Regions from separate parts of the Mus musculus genome. Here region 1 is linked to region 2. A link is a contact called in ENCODE Hi-C or POLR2A ChIA-PET data. All regions are on one chromosome and are shown on one strand. Each heading gives the region's core, a stretch centred on a gene start or an enhancer-like site at or near the end of the contact. The rest is flanking DNA. Distances are from core to core; before and after follow the strand shown. Region 1 overlaps Med13l (mediator complex subunit 13-like). Region 2 overlaps Med13l (mediator complex subunit 13-like).

The links. A loop is a pair of places that touch in the nucleus more often than their neighbours do. ChIA-PET counts read pairs that join two places held with the same protein, here RNA polymerase II (POLR2A).
Region 1: a loop to region 2 is called in a map of left cerebral cortex, with 2.0 times the contacts of the local background. The contact joins two enhancer-like sites. A Hi-C loop is called at or near these places in 3 of 37 maps with a recorded cell type or tissue (Patski, left cerebral cortex and v-Abl transformed pro-B cells). POLR2A ChIA-PET finds 5 or more read pairs at or near these places in 1 of 5 experiments (embryonic stem cell).

The regions. Positions count from the first base shown.
Region 1 is chr5:118,706,207-118,711,889 of GRCm38, forward strand. All of the region lies in intron 4 of Med13l (mediator complex subunit 13-like), which reads left to right. Among named protein-coding and RNA genes, the nearest start is that of Gm42015, 130 kb to the right of the region's middle. Within about 2 kb of position 3,810, at least 1 of the 3 ENCODE cell types and tissues checked has a DNase peak (open chromatin) inside an H3K27ac peak, as active enhancers do.
Region 2 is chr5:118,610,663-118,616,001 of GRCm38, forward strand. All of the region lies in intron 2 of Med13l (mediator complex subunit 13-like), which reads left to right. Among named protein-coding and RNA genes, the nearest start is that of Med13l, 53 kb to the left of the region's middle. Within about 2 kb of position 3,614, at least 1 of the 3 ENCODE cell types and tissues checked has a DNase peak (open chromatin) inside an H3K27ac peak, as active enhancers do.

The sequences.
Region 1 (5,683 bases), core at 2,560-5,059, 96 kb after region 2:
AGCCTTATGGCAGAGTGCCAAACACATGCCACTTTGAATCAAATCTCTGCCTTTCTGCGCTCCTCCTCTCCCTGTCTGCATGTCAGCTCATCCTGTCAGGGTGGGATGGGAGAGACGGGTCTACAAACACGAGCATCAAGCCAGGACAATAGTTTTGTTCCTGGATAAGTATTTTACTCAAGGCCAGGATGAATGCTTGCACACATGTATACCTCATGAGAAGACAGGGGAAGGGTGTGCTGTTGGCCCACGTTGAGTTAGCTTGTTTTAATTAAGGAGACAAAGACATAGACATTGTATGCTAACATGGCTTAGTGCATACTCTGGTTTTGTGTGAGACTACTCTGTAATGCATTTCTTCTTCTATTAGCAAATGTGATTAATGTGGCACACAGTGTTAACTGTGCTCTCTCCCCAAAGACATCAGATGGGAGGCAGCATGTAGAAGCTGAATCATTTGGAGAGGCTCGGTGATTGATTTAAACATAAAAGGATTAATTGGTCCCTGAACCAGACTATTAAACCGTACTGTGATCTTGACTGAAAGTGGGAGAATTACAAATGCATTGCATAGAATAAATTAATACATGTCATGGCTTTAACCCTTTCCCTCTGATTGCTTTTTGTGGTTTTATGGACTATACTCTGTTGTGTGCTTGGTGGTGCAGAGGGGACTAGGTGTGGTCCTGATGGAATAGGATATGGGGCGGAGCGAGCATCAGGGTCCAAGGAATCTGGGGCAATGCTCACAGACTGGATTTTCTAGCAACTTCCACCTGTGAAGAGTCTGAGCATCGATGCCAATTGTTACTGAACAGGGATCTAAAGTTCTCAGTCTGTGGGACATTGATAAAGAGGAACTGGGTTAATGGAGCCCTTCTCCCCTGGGCAGCTGCATGGAAGGCTGAGCTCCTGAGGATACATGCTGTAAGAATACCAGAGCCAGAGAAAACTCTTTTTCTCTTGAGCCAGGCGTGTGCTGCTCTCTGAGGAACGGTACTCATTTGTCCTTTGCAGGGAGAGGAAGTGTGTCCACTCACATTGTTTATGTTGAGGTTCTTGTGTGGCCCGCTGTTACAGAGTAGTCTGGGTGGCAGAACAAGTAAGTAGTTGGTTCAGGGGCATTTGTGACCCATGCCGTGTGTGAGTTTTCCAATAACATGACTCCCACATTTCAGAGTGGAGTCTTTTTTTTTTTTTCCCCGAGACTTGCATGCACACATAGGTGTGGGGGATCACTTGCTTGAGGTTTTTTAAGACATTGTGCTGTAGAAATCTCAGTGGTTATCTTTGTCCATTTCTGACTATGGCAGCATCACATCATGTGCAGCTTTAAATGGCATGCCACGTGGCTACTTGTTGAGGTCACCCATTGATCCCCTTTGCTGTGCTTTCAGCTGTTACTGAGTCGGGATAGAGTGGCCTTCTCTCCTGCTCTGAGCAGTTCCTTCCTGATGGCTTGCTCACTGGAGTGATGGAATTTGGGTACTGCCAGTTGCTTGGTAGAAAGCCAGAGAGCCTTTGTGACATCTAGTCTTTAGAAAAGAGCCAACTCGCACCACAGACTTAGTGTTCTCAGCACGGTGAAGGGAGATGACAATCAGGAGGGCATGTCTGAACTCAGTGTAAAGGGGATGGAGGATTCTTTCATTTACTGCTTCATTACTGTTAGCAGAGTTGGTCCGTGCCATTGCTAAGTAGAATAATGATGTTTATTCAGGTGAGTTGACTTCAACATTGTCTATGATTATAAACTTTAATTGCTCTCAATGTTTTTGAATTATTAATCTTAGTAAATTTTACTTAATAGAAAATCTTTAAAGACAGATATCTGAATGGATGAGTCTGACTTGCCTTAAAGTTTAGTAAATTTCAGATGGAGTTGTGCACACAGGGATGGAGAAGTCACCTTCTACAATGACAAGGAAAACGAAAGGGAATCTCACTAGCTTCTTTCTTCTCTCTGCCCATGGCTGGGTGCTGTTGGACCACAAGGAACACAGCTGAGTTCTTCCTCATGCTCTCCCTCCTGAGAAGAGCCCAAGGGAGGGGCTCTCCTTGCTCTACAGGGCTCATGTTTCTCACCTGGCTTCCGATGTGGCTCTGACTTACTGCTGGTGTCCTGCCCTGCCCTCATTCCTGAATTTCATATTTCTGTCTTACTGCCTCTTTCAGATGTGCCTCACCTGGGCTCTGCTCGCCAGTGCTGCCCCCTAGTGGTACTTCCTCTTCCTCGGACTGCTCTGCCTGTCCCTTGTGTCACTGTGCACAGTGCTGTTGAGAAGAGAGCCATGCAGAGGATGGCAGTCCTCAGTTGAAGTCGGCCCCATGCCTTTGTTTACGGTTCACAGGCTGAGTGTGTGCTCTGCTCAGCACACTCCGTAGCCTCTCCTGCCTGCTGCTTTATAAGATGAACACTCTTAAGCATTCTCTTCCCCACACATTCAACGTGGCTCTGGATTCTGGCCTCTGCCCAGTCCGCCTGCCTCCCTCTTTGCTCTCTTGCTGCTGCTCCCTTCGCTCTGAACTCTTGAGCATGTCATCTTGTTTGACTTTGACCGCATAACCCGCCCTCGGCCTCCACTGCACATGTGTGCTGATTTTCTGAATGACTTTACACGGACTCTTTCTTCCTCCTTGGCCTGCAGCTTCTGTGGTCCAGGACCCTGGGTTTTTGGCAGTGTAGGCCCCAGAGCAGTGCCCGTGCGCAGGCACTCAGGCTGCATACTGGTGCGATGAACTAGAGGTTGCCTAAGCTGCAGGAAATCTTTGGTTAGAACTTTAAAAAAACAAAACACTTTGCAGGATAGCACTCTCAAATTTAAATGTTCATAATTGTAAGGATTCTGTCCCCCTTTTGTAGCAACTAGATACTGAGTGTGAGAGTGTGTGTGAGTGTGTATGTGTAAATAAGCACTGCCATTTACTGGAACATAGATTCTTTGTAGGTGCAGTGCGCCCAAGGCATTGCCTGTTTCCTGCTTGTTCCTTTACTTCAGTGCCGATGTCTCCTTTGTCCTGAATAACTGTCTTTCAGGCAGTCCCAACATTCTCATTCATTCTTTCTCTCTGTCTACCTGCCTGTCTGTCTGTTGAATTTTCCCACTCTTTGAAAAGCTTCATGAGGTTTTCATCAGTCACCATTTGGGTGTTGACCATGTTGTAGTGCATAGCCCCCTTTGGCCTTCCGACCTCTGACACTCACGCTGCTCGAGGAATTAGCCATGACATCTACGTTCCGATGGTGCTGTCCACCGAAGGCAGAGGAAGCCATGTGCCTGGCACGGCCGTCTGGCACTGGAAGAGTGTGGAGATAAATGCTTGCTGATGGTAGCACCTTATTAAATGAGGGTCTGCTCCTGTTTTATTTTCCTCTTGCTGGGGAAACTGTGGCCTTCTTTGAGTACTGGTAAGTGAGAGGCCGCAGCAGTGTTGAGTTGGAGGCCCTGCTGTCTGGCAGACACTTGTGGATCTTGGAATGCCTTTAAAGGACTTGCCACACCACATTGAGTGTCAGCTACTCACTCAGAGATCTCAGAAGGTAGAAAGTGCATCCTGGCGTGGTTACTTCCTTTCTCTGCTTTGGAAGTAGTGTATTTAAAGACATAACTAGGACCATTACTTTGAATAGGGACAGAAAGGAATCTCATGATATTGTATTGATTTGTGTATATATTAGTTTCCACTAAGTAAATAATTTAATAGAATAGTCATCAAATGGGAGGGGCACTCTGGCTTCTTTCCCTGCCGTGTTCATGCTTCCTGTTTGTCTCAGAGTGGCTGATCCATGCCCTGAGGAAAGGGGGCGAGGTCATGAGAGCAGAAGGGGCCTGGAGGATGGCAGTGTGGAGAGGTCCCTGTGTGTGTGGGGGGGAAGCTTCCGTGTTGGGTTCCTGTCAGGGTTTCTTTTGTGTGGTCTTGGCTGCGGGGTGGCTTCCTGCTTGCTGCCGTTCACCTGAGCGATGGCAGCATATTGCAGCTCCCATCTGCTTTGGCTTTCTTGGCAGGTCACTTCTGCTGCTTGCTGGGTGCGTAGAGCTAGGCAGATGTCGGAGGCCTGGGCTACATTTCTTTTAAACTGGCAAGAACTCTACTGTGCCTACCACTTAACCTATGAGTGTCAGATCCTGTTATAATGGTTGTGTGTTCTTGAAAACATAAGCAAGCATCTTATGGTTTAAAACATAGGATAAAATAGACCCCCAGCTTCACAATTTAGCAGTGGGTGAGGTGCAGACAGGCAGCTAGACCTGCAGAGTGAGGAACAGTGATGGGAAGTCTTATTAGGTTCTTCGTGATACCGTCTCTTTTCTACATTTTTCTTCTTTTCAGAGTAACCCAAAAATCTTCTGAGAGCCCCCACTTTGTACTTCTTGGGGTAAGGACTAAGCTTGTGCATTTACTTGTTTACTCTTTGAAGCTCTGACTGACCTGGAACTTCCTCTGTAGTCCAGACTGGCCTCAAGTCAGAAAGCTCCACCTTCCTCTCCCTCTGGGTACTGGATTAGAGGCGTGCTTTGGTGACTGCAGGTGATCCACGACAGCTGCCATTTCAACCCGGGTTCTCCCATTGGGGTTAAAGGAGCTGCTAGAGACTGTGGCAACCATCTGGCCGAGTTGTGACCTCAGGGGAAATTTGAATACAGGACTTTGAGAAGCCTTTTCGGATTTGGTGTGCTGATATCTGTTGCAGAACACACAGCATGGAAGAGAGCAGACCTTGTAGCCATTTTGCTGCTTTAAAAACAGTCTTGTATAGCTTTGTCCATCAGGGTTAACCACAAATGCTCACAGCCTTTGGATCAAAGACAACTGAGTTATAAAGCTTCTGTTAAGTGAGGTCCCAGGAGGAACACGAGTCCTTTAAGTCACTAGGACACAGCTCTCGCTTTGACACAGATGTACTATAGTGCCAGTCCAGGAGCCCTGCAGACTCAGAGAACTAATGTGCACCACAGGGACACTTTCATTGCCAGGGAACAGCTTAGCACTAAGGATAGGATGGTAGAAAAAAATCCCTAATTTTGCACATGTGCACATTTTTGTATGCATTCACACACATGTAATGTGTGTGCGTGTGCGTGTGCGTGTGTTAACAAAATCCAGTAAGACCTCACTGCATTAGAAGGATGCACTCGATAACTTTTTTAGTAGAGTGATTCTTCATGGACTCTGATAGTAATTTAATAGTTAAGTACTGCATCATCTCTCATAACAAAAACATTTGCAGTCATGGCCTCTGAGGTGGCTCAGTTTGCGCCCAGGGTCTTGTGGTGATAGACGGCCGGCTCCTACTTGCTCTCCTCCTTTGTGCACCAGGTTTCTGCAGGCACACACACAAATATAACTGACTTTAAAATTGAAGAAAAATAAATACAGATAACAGTATTTTTATTGCTTTGTAATGATGTTAATTCATTACGGGAAAAGATGAGAATTACTAAGACCCTGTGAAGGCTTCTGTAGACTACTGTGCCCAGGTGCTGCCTTCTGAAGAAGCAGAGGCCTGACCAGCAAGCGACACTGTTAGTAAAGTCTGAGCTGCCAGAGGGAAGAGCATTTCTCAGGAAGGAGAGCAGATATCAGAGAGGGCTCATAGACTGAGGCAAGAGGTTTAGTTAATGGCAACTCAGAAAATTCCAGAGTGATAACTTGATTACACAGAAAGCATTTAGGTAAAAAT
Region 2 (5,339 bases), core at 2,364-4,863:
AAGCTGAAGTGGCTGGCAACAGCCTGCGCCTGGTGGCAGTCAGGACGGCCCTGTGCTCTCCAGCTCAGCCTTCCAAAATGGCCTTTTTGTGTTGTCCACAGAGCTGCCACACTTGGGGACAGAGGGTGTGCTTCCCAGGTAGAGGCGCCTCAGGCAGTATTCAAGGCCTAGGCCCAGGGAATGGATGCCTTTGTTAGATTTTAGATACTCAGAGTCAGTACTTAGCCTTTCTGGTAATCTATTTCCTTGAAGTTGAAATGAAACTTTGTGAACACAGCCTCACTGAATATGGATTTCAGAGCTGTAACAATGCTCCTGCCTCTGCGGATTCTGAATGGATCTGAGTTTGGCAGTGAATTATGGATGTGTTATTTCAGGAATTTTGCACATGCCCTGCTTTAAACTACTGATTATTTCTGTAGAATGCTGTTGTGTGCGTTGTTGGCTCACGCAGTTGATGCTGAACCCATCAGATGGCTGCATTGTCCTCTAGGACTACAACAGAATTGATTAGATGGCGCGGGCAGCAGCATCTGCTCAGTTTCTCAAACTTCGGATGTTTAGAATTTATGTCTTATAAATAGGGTAAGACACATTATTTTGATGCCGTAACTTTTTTATGCAGTTTGATAATAGTGCACAGCCTTTTCCTTTACATAATTACTTTTGTAATTCATTTTCTTATCACATGGTTTATTTCCCGAGAAAGGCTCGTTAGAAGTAGTATAGATAAACATCTCTGACTTTTTATGCCATTCATCCATTTAAGTTGCCAGAAAGCCCTAACCGCAGCCCAGAAGACAGACCCATGCATGGGTGCTGCATCCACTGTTGCGTGTGCTGATGACGGCACCCAGGCTCTCAATGCTGTCCTTTCCATCCACACAGCGCGTATGTTTACAGATCAGTTGGTCACTGGTAAATCTCTCCTAGTGTTGCTCCACGTGATGCACTTTATTATTCCTCCGTTACTACATCTATTTTAATTATTTCCACTTAACCATTAATTCTTTTTCAAATCAAAGAGACATCCATTTTAGGGGTCCTTGGCTATTGCCAGTTTTTTATTTGACACGCGTGATTGCTAAACTTTGTATGATGATTTTGTTGTATTGTAGTCTGGAGGCTTCTGCACGGCAGCGGGTGTGGGGTAGGGCTCACATGTTCAGTGCACTCTAGCTCTCTTGAGCTGTCTCTCCATTGCACTTCTAGGTCTTGGAGGCTCACCTGCGGCTTAAGGCTAGCTTTGGTGTTTTTTAAACAGCAGTGAGATAGCTCCTCAGTGCAGGTCTCTGCAGAGCTGGTCTGATGTGGAATCAGAGCCTTAAAATAAAGAGTAACTCTCTGGCTCACCTATTTTAGCCATTCTGTGGTGCTTAAAGCAACTCATGCTTCGTGGTGGTGGTGGTGGTGGTGGTGGTGGTGGTGGTGGTGGTGGTTGCTTTCTTTGAACGTGTGATTCACACAGACTCACTTTTGTGTGGTAACTGCTTGTTACTCTGGTGCCTTCTCTTATTGAGAAGCCAAAGGACAACCTGCAGCGTCAGTTTTCCCCTCCCACCATGTGGGTCCTGGGGACTGAAGTCAAGTGTGAGGCCTGCTTGATGGCAACCATCTTTACTGGTTAAGGCATTTTGTGTCCCATCCTCCGAGCCCCCAACCTCCACCGCACATTTTCAGACAGAGTGTTATGTAGTCCAGGCTGGTCTGGAACTTACTCTGTAGCTGAGACTGGCCTTGATCCTCCTGCCCCCATCTCCCAAGTGTTGGAATTATTTAAAGGAATCTGCTGCTGTATTTAACCCCTAAATTGTTTTTAATTTAAAGTAGAAAAGTGCTTTAGAAATACTGAGAGTCAGCCAATATGCCATTTTCCTGGTCTGAGAAGGACACGAAAGGAGAAAAAAAGAAAAGACAAAGGAGCCAAAGGACAAGTGGCATTCCACGAGCGCTCCTCTTGTATGTCTGTGTGCATGTCCATGCCTGGTGCCCATGCAGGCCAGAAGGCTTTGGCTTCCCTGAAACTGCAACTCAGATGGCAGTGACCTACTATGTGAGTGCTGGGAACTAAACCCAGGTCCTTTGCAAGAGCATCAAGTACTTTCAGCTTCAAGTCTGTGAGCCATCTCTCCAGCCCTTAACCGTGTGTTGTCTGTGTCTTCTTCCCCATTACTTCAAGCAGGACAGGGTGTCTGCTGCTTCTTGCAGATGAGGGCGTGGGCAGAAGGTAGATGCCTGATGTTCTCACGCATAGCAACCCTTCTGCCCATTTTCTTAAGCAGAAATGGCCGAGGGTAGGCTTGTTCTATTAAAATTAAAGTTGCTTTTCCTGCCCATAGTAGCAAGGTTCTCTGGTTAGTGCTGTAGAACAAGAGCCAGTCCACTGCTGTAAACACCTCCGACCGACGCAGGAGGGGGCAGGGGATGGATACAGTGACTCACTGGTGGCCAGTGGATCCTTCCACAGAGAGAAGGAACACAGAGAAGAGAGTGCCAGACCAAGGCGTAGTAGACTCACCCCCAGACCTAAGCAGGAGTTAGATGACTTTTTGTGTTTCTAGGTGTGTCCCCCATGGGATGGGTGTGGATGTAGACGTTAAGGACTAAGCTTCAGCTTCCTGTGGTTTCCCTCCCTCTCACTGACTGTGACTTAGCTTTCCTAGGCTCCTTCTTGCCTCTACCCGTATTATCCAAAGCCACGCCGTGACTCACTGCTCCCTTCCTGAGCTAGCCCTGCACAGCGTTACTCTCCAGGCTTTCCATGCTGTGTGTAGGACAGGGGTTAGGAGCTGCAGCTGAAGGCTCCTCGTGAGCCCTGCCCTGCGAAGTCCTGTTGGTGTGGAGGAGCTGTTGGGCACGCAAGGTGGTGGGAACCCAGAGATACGTGTTAAGCCCTAAGTAATGTCAACAGTATCTGATGTTCTTGATACTTCCTAATTCACACTCCCCCTCTCCCCTGTGAGTAGCCTCGGTGTGCAGTGATGGGCCCAGCAGTTTATCCTGGGTGACAGAAGGTCTGTGAGAGCAGACCTCAGCACCTTCAAAGAGAAGCTGGGCCCAGGGAGGCAGACATGGGGTGTGCTGTAAATCCTGTGAGGTTGAGGCCAGGCTGTGATGCTACAGTGCAGACCCAAGGAGACACACACACACACACACACACACACACACACACACACTTGCTCACCCTCTACAGTGAGTAAAACTTTGTTAGGTTCCTGGGAAGAAGAGTGACTGCCATACTGGTCCTGTTTTGGTCCCTTGCCAGGTGCCAGGTCAGGCAGCAGGCTGTTTGTTATGTGTGTGACTCGTGCTTTCAGAGGTGTCTGTGAGTATTTTCATGTGAGCATGATAATGTTTTTAGGCTTTCTGTAAAAGAGGGTGGATTTCTGCGTGGTAAATGCCAATTTAAAGTGTTAGACTCCTTACATTAAACACCCCCAAGGTTGCTCTCTAACTCCAGCCAGCGGCGGCTGCTAAGAGCTGTTTTTGAAGCAGTTAAAGCTCCTTTTTTTTTTTTTTTTTTTGTCCCAGAAGAGCATCCCTCTGGTGGAAATGGAATAGGGCCTGTGCTAAGGGCTGAAGAATGGACAAAGAGATGGAGTCTTTATGGCAAGGAGCCCGGGGCTGCTGGCAGTTACAGATAGCTGGGCAGCACGTGGTGCTCCCGGTGCTCTTGGAGAGAGGCTGCTCTGCCTCTGCCCACTGAGCTCAGTGTGATGGAGGGAGGGAGCCTGGGCAGGCCACTGCTCAAGGATGGAAAGCGTTCCTTCTGTGCAGTTGGTTCTGACAGGGCACTGAGTTACCATTCTGCACTAAGGCTGAGACACTGCAGAGGTCATTTGGACGGCCGGGCAGGTGGCTTTGTATTAAGTACCTCTGCAGACAGCTTCAGCCAGGGGGTTTTATATTTTAGGACTACTAAACATGGTATTTTCAGGTACTTCTGAGACTTTTTCCATTTCTTGTTTGTCAACTGTCTTTCTTTGAGCTTGATGGAAAGGAAGCCCCGGTAATACTCCTACTTCCTCTATTCCAGACACTTGAGCTTTTCAGATAGTTCAAAGGCTAAAGAGCTTGTTGATGTTTTGCACTCCTCACTTCCTGCCTTTCTGCTGTGCGCTCTTGGCAGCTCCTGGCTCTCATTCTTCCCCCTCAGGAGCCTCAGTTGTGGTACCCTGGGTCTTCCCAGGGCTTCCCTGACTTCCACCTCCAGGGAAGAGGGTTGGTGTTGGGAGATTGTAAGGAACTGGGTTTTAGGAACTATGTTTTTCTGAAAAATTTCTACCTTTTTTTTTTTTTTTTTTTTTTTTTTTGCCTACTGTACATGTGCATGAGGTGTCAGATCCTCTGGAAAGAGAGTTACAGGTAGAGAGTTGTAGGTGCTGGGAATTGAACCTTGGGTGCTCTGGAGGAGCAGCCAATGTTGGTAACTGCTGAGCCATCTCTCCAGCCCTTCTCTCTTGCTTTTACCTCTTCATCTTGACTAGATTTAACAAGGCATTTAGGTAGCATTCTTGAGAGCGTTTTGGTAGAAATACTGAAAATAATTAGGTGCTGTATTTTAAGTGACTTTTAAAACAACAAACTACTGTGAAGACCTGTGGTGTTTATGCTTAAAGCCGAGCCTGTAGCTAGCAGTCACGCTGAGAAGAGGCACTGCTTTAAATCAATACGTAAAAGCACCCTCTTGGCACTGAAGAATAGAAATATGTTGCTTATTTGTCTGAAGACTGAGGTTTCTTAAGTTGTTGTCATGGCCCCTAGAGATGCAGAGTCTCGATCTTTTTACCTCTCTAGGGCAGCTGTGACCTTTGAAGAACTCTTGTCCCTTCTACATCCCAGGTTCCTAGATAAGGTCTCCAGGGTCAGAGACAGGAGCTGTGCATGGAGAAAGTGGCCGGTTCTGTTGCCCTTTTGACATATGCTTACGAAGACTAACTGGGGGTTTCATTTCTGCTATTTCTACGTTTGTGCATACATTTGGTTTCGAGCTTTCTTTTGATTATTTTAAAAATTGACCAAGTAGACGTTAAGCTTGCTTACATTTATCTTTAACACATGGCTGATACAATTACCAGAAGAGTTGAAGTATGACAACACTTCACAGGGTTTTGCACAATAGGTTAAGAAGTCTTTCAGTTTTTTCTGCCTGCCTTTTGGGAATCAAGTGCCTGTCTGTCTGTCTAAGGCCAGGGTGGCATTGCTTCTGAGACAAGTGCCTGTCTGTCTGTCTGTCTGTCTGTCTGTCTGTCTGTCTGACTATCTAAGGCCGAGGTGGTGTTGCTTCTGAGACAAGTCCCTGTCAGTCTGTCTAAGGCCAGGGTGGAGTAGTTTGCACA